Linked DNA regions of Homo sapiens: region 1 is linked to region 2. Evidence: read pairs that join two places in POLR2A ChIA-PET (ENCODE). Cell type or tissue: B cell. All regions are shown on one strand. Region 1 holds the start of SHISA8 (shisa family member 8). Region 2 overlaps CCDC134 (coiled-coil domain containing 134).

Region 1 (2,500 bases), 92 kb before region 2:
GTGATCCACCTGCCTCAGCCTCCCAAAGTGTTGGGATTACAGGCGTGAGCCACTGCCCCCAGCCAAACGAAAAGTTTAAGGATGGCAAAAAGTAAACCACAAACTAGTTACAATCCAGCATGTAAATGTGGCATATTTTAGTGTGGTTGTCTCTGGACATGGGATTAAAGCAATTTCATTTAATTCCTTTGTTCATCTGTGTTTTTTCTTCTAAACTGGTAATAAGGGGTCCTTTAATGAGGGTGGGTTTTCGGGGCTGGATGGGAAGTGTGTGTACATGTGTGTGCACATGTGTGTGTGTAGGTGGAGGGAGCAGGCTGTCTTTGGCCAGGGCACAAGGAGAAGCTCTGAGTGGGGAGGTCACCTCCTCTTCCTGTCTGAACCCATTAATACCTGAAATTAGTCTGTCAGCCCCTCATGTCAGGCAACAGACTTGATCCTCCTTAAAATGTAAATCCTTCCTCTTCTTCTCCCCCACCTTCTCCACTTTCATAAGCTGGTCCCAGTTGCTGAGAGAAGGACGGATGGAAAGGGGACCAGGAGGGACCCTAGGGAGCCCCAAATGTTTCATCTCACAGAAACTAGGCGCTGGAGTCCTTTCATTCATTTATTCATTCAGCAAATGCCGACAGAGGCCTGAGCTGCACACTGGGTGAATTGCACGCCCAGTCCTTGCCCTCCTGCTGTTTCCGTCTGGACAGAGGGAGGTTCCATATCGACCCCTATCTCCTGGAAGGGGCAGATTATGAGTCTGCCCTCCAGGAAGAGTCTTTGATGTTAAGATGAGATACTGAGGCAGGGAGAAGCCAAGCACCAGGACCTTCTCCAGTTCAACTCAACCCCGAAAACACCACTGGGCCGTGCTGGGACCGGGTCCGGGCTCCTTAGGGCCCCCACACCCTACCCCTCGGTTTGTGAAAGGACCTGCGGGTGGGCGCAGGGCGGAGGTCTTCCTTTTCCAGGCTTTCCTTTTCCAGGGCAGGGGCGAGCCCAGTCCCCCTCTCCTCACACCTGGGGAGGGAGCAGATCGCGGAAGTGCGTCAGCCAAGCCGTGCCCATCGACGCAGGGATGGGGACATCCCTGGACCCCAGCCCAGCGTTCGAGGGGTTCTGGAACTGGGCTCGCGCCGTGGGGTAAATCCTTGGCCCTCTGAAGCGGCGCTGCCAGGGGAAGTCCTTCCCATTTGACAGGTGGGAAAATCGAGGCGCCGAGAGGGGAAGGGGCCCTCCTTATGTTATGATCAGAACGGACAGAGGGGACGGGAAGGAGGTGAGAGGGTGGCCCTGCCCGTCCCGGGGCAATTCCGGGCTGCTTTGACCTCCGCGCCTGTAAGGTACAGGTCCCCGCACCTGTAAGACAGGGACGCTCTAGTCGCGGGCCCTAGAACTGATCCCCTTCGAGCGCCCAGTTCCGATGAATGTTTCGGGGCAGTCTTTGTGGAGGGGGGTTCCCTGTGGGGCCTCCCGGCTCCGCGGGGCCTGCTGCCTCCTCTCGCCCCTCGCGGCAGCCGCGCTCCTCCCCCGGCTCTGCCTCCCTTCCGCCCTCCCTCCTCTCTCCCTCCCCCGCCCGCCCGAGCCCGCGCCGAGCCCGAGCGGGAGCCGGAGCCGGAGCCGGAGCCAGAGCGCGGGCTGTACTGAGAGCGCGGCGGGAAGGTAGCGCAGTCGGGCGGCCCGCGGCCCCGGCGCGGCCTCCGCTAGGGCCAAGACCCGCACACCTGCCGGGCCGGGGAGAAGCCGGGGGCCGCGCGCAGGCGAGGACCCGCCGCCCGGCCCGGGGAAGATCTCAGGACGCGGACCGGGCAGCTCGGGTCCGAGGTGAGCCCGGGCGGAGGACGCGCCCACCGGAGGTGCGGCCTCGGAGCTCCAGACCCAGCCCACTCGGGGCTGGGGTCCCCAGAGGAGGCCGACGGCCGAGGCGGCGTGCGCCGGGAGCCAGCGCGATCCCTGCGGGAGCGGAGGAGCCGAGCCGGAGGGAGCCGCGGCGCCCGGCCATGCACCGGGCGCAGTAGCGGGAGGCGCGGGCCCGATGGCGCGGGCCGGGGCGCGGGGACTGCTCGGCGGCCGCCGTCCTCCCGGCCTCCGGCTCGCGCTCGCGCTTCGGCTCGCGTTGCTGCTGGCGCGGCCGCCGTCGGGCCGCGCGGGAGCCCCCGAGGCGCAGGGTCCCGCGGCGCCCGGCACGACAGCCCCGGAGGGGGGCGACCGCTGCCGCGGCTACTACGACGTGATGGGCCAGTGGGACCCGCCCTTCAACTGCAGCTCCGGAGCCTACAGCTTCTGCTGCGGCACGTGCGGCTACCGCTTCTGCTGCCACGACGGGCCGCGGCGCCTCGACCAGAGCCGCTGTTCCAACTACGACACGCCGGCCTGGGTCCAGACAGGCCGGCCGCCCGCCCGCGCCCGCGACACCGCAGCGCCCCGGGACCCCGGCCGCGAGCGCAGCCATACGGCCGTCTACGCTGTGTGCGGCGTCGCAGCGCTGCTGGTGCTGGCCGGCATCGGG
Region 2 (2,500 bases):
GAGGCCCAGAACGCTCTTTCCAACACCCACCCCTCTGCCACATTAGCTCGGGCTCAGCTGACTCACTGCCCTCTAGACCTGCCCTGACTCCCTGAGGGGCTGCTCCTGGTGGTGTGCTCCCTTCAACTTTGTGCTGATTCCTTCTTTCTTGTGCCCATCGCCCTCCCAGACAGCACATTCCATGAGGGTAGGAGGATAGTGTCCTCTGCCACAAGGCCTTAGCACAGAGTCTTCCTGGCTTTTCAAGAGCATTCAATATGTGTTTTTTCAATGAATGAGCAAGCCACGTTAGAATAGGAAATACAATAGCACAGCAGGTCCTCGAATAAAGTGGTTTAGTTCAAGGTCGTGTCATTATAATGTGGATGAGAAAAAAAACAATCGATTCCTGGCCAGGGCCACTGTCTGTGTGGAGTCCACACATTCTCCCCGTGTTCTGGTGGGTTTTCTCTGGGTACTCCAATTTCTTCCCACATCCCAAAGATGTGCATGTTGGGTTCACTGGTATGTCTACACTGTCTCAGTCTGACTGTGGAGGCATGTGTGAGTGTGCCCTGTGATGGGAGGGCGTCCTGTCCAGGGTTGGTTCCTCCCTTATGCTCTGAGTTGCTGGGAGAGGCTGGACCCTGAACGGGACTAAATGGATAAATAATTATTTTACTTGTTTTGATGAATCTTTCTTAAATGTATGTATAGTTCACATTTATTTCAATGTTTCATATTAAGAGTGTTTTGGTTTTTATTTTGAAGACTGGAGTTGGGCGCCGTGGCTCATGCCTATAATCCCAGCATTTTGGGAAACTGAGGTGGGCAGATCACTTGAGGTCAGGAGTTCAAGACCAGCCTGGTCAACATAGCGAAACCTTGTCTCTACTGAAAAATACAAAAATTAGTCAGGTGTGGTGATGGGCGCCTGTATTCCCGGCTACTTTGGAGGCTGAGACAGGAGAATCACCTGAACCCAGGAGGCGGGGGTTGCAGTGAGCTGAGATTGTACCACTGCACTCCAGTCTGGGCAACAGAGCGAGACTTTGTCTCAAAAAAAAAAAAAAAAAAAAAATTCTGGTAATGGTTTTTTGACCAGAAATATGCTGTAGTAACTTAACTCTTATTTATATCTATTACCCTATGGTAAATTGGTTTGTAATACATAGATTCACTTAAAGTCACAGTTTCCAAGAACCTATGGATGATGTTAGGTGAAGATTTACTATGCCTACAACTCAGGTAGCTGTGCTGTAAAACACACCCTTTTATTTGTTCCTAGGGCAATTGTGACAAATGTTTGATCTGATCAAAGTAGATACTAAAAACAAACAAATGGCTCCACCTTGTGGAATAATCTGCCTACCAGGTTAGATTGAGTCATGACTTTGGAAGATGGGGGGATTCACAGAAGTGTAGCCCAGAGAAGGTAAGTGAGTCACATAGCATGTGGTAGGCCCAACTAGGACTAGCCTTGCAGGCTGCACACTTCCCTGCCTAGTACTTCCCTACCACACTCTGCTCCTGTCTCTGTGAGTGAATCCTGATCCACTTAAGACGGGGAGCTGGGAGACCCCTTAGGCCACAGAGACCCCATTCCTCTCTGACTCTGGCTGGGCAAGGGCAAGTCAAGAGATCTTAGCCCCTTCAGCCTCAGCAGGCTCAGCCTAACCTAGCCGGGTCAGAAGAGAAACACACCCATCCTTTCCCTGTTCCCTTCCCCACCTAGGCCTGGCAGTGCCTAGTCATCTTTTGAATCTATCTTTAGATGTCTCCCCAGGAATCTTCCCTGGCCACCCCTGATTGTACCTGACCAGCCTGGGTCAGGTCAGCAGGCTGATGGCCAACACAGCACTGTGGTTAAGAGCATGGTTCAAGAGGCAGACCACATGTATTTGAACCTTCACTCCATCACTTACTGGCTGTGAGACCTCAGGTTGATTACTGTACCTCCCTGTGCCTCCGCTGTCTTCACTGTTAGGTTAGTCATCAATTTATTTCCTCTCTATTCCAAATTCACTCTTCATTGCCTGCTCTGCAAAAATGCATCTGGCTCCAGGATAGAGCCCCAAACTCCTAAGCTTGTTGTTCAAAGGCCCGGACCCCATGCTACGTCTCCAGCCTTATCTCCTCCTGTCTTCAAGCTACCCTGCTCTGCCTGTCCCTGACAACAACCACATCCTCCATAGCCTCAAGCATGCCACTCTGGCCACCGCCTTCTACCTTCTCTAACTCCTTAGCCCTACAATAACCACGAGCAGGCCCTCCGTGCTGCCGGCAATCCAGCCTCATTCCCTGGTCCGCTCATCCTCCTGCTCTCCTGCACATACCTTCTCCTCAAGCCTCCGTGCTCCCCTCACTCCCAGACCATGACCTTGCTTTCTATCTCACAGAGAGGATGAAAGTAGCAGGAGACAACCCCCACAGCTCGACCACCACACCCACCAACCCATTTGCTTCTGTGCCCACATGCTCTGCCCGCCCTCCTGTTCAAGGTTAAGGACCTGCTCTTCTG

The links. ChIA-PET counts read pairs that join two places held together with the same protein. Peaks named below come from ENCODE experiments on the same cell type or tissue, not always from the same donor. Only the 100,000 strongest peaks of a DNase experiment are listed, where the experiment ranks them.
Region 1: POLR2A ChIA-PET joins it to region 2 with 6 read pairs; 20 of 35 experiments call an interaction of 5 or more read pairs at or near these places.

Annotation. Positions count from the first base shown.
Region 1 is chr22:41,914,194-41,916,693 of GRCh38, reverse strand. It overlaps SHISA8 (shisa family member 8), which reads left to right and starts at 1,620. Exons shown (of 4, transcript NM_001207020.3): 1 at 1,620-2,500. The coding sequence starts at 2,027. LOC124905125 (a long non-coding RNA gene) reads left to right here. Exons shown (of 2, transcript XR_007068113.1): 2 at 1-183. RefSeq lists silencers at 1,502-1,661, 1,682-1,761, 1,832-1,901, 1,942-2,021, 2,162-2,241 and 1 more and an enhancer at 1,394-2,319. In B cell, no CTCF peak of the experiment used is centred here; DNase peaks (open chromatin) are centred at 523, 1,453 and 2,263; H3K4me3 peaks cover 1,814 bases; H3K27ac peaks cover 513 bases; H3K27me3 peaks cover 790 bases.
Region 2 is chr22:41,821,781-41,824,280 of GRCh38, reverse strand. The region is part of intron 6 of CCDC134 (coiled-coil domain containing 134); the gene reads right to left. Among named protein-coding and RNA genes, the nearest start is that of SREBF2, 10 kb to the left of the region's middle. RefSeq lists enhancers at 1-499, 1,211-1,280. In B cell, a CTCF peak has its summit at 1,317 (motif pointing left); a DNase peak (open chromatin) is centred at 1,320.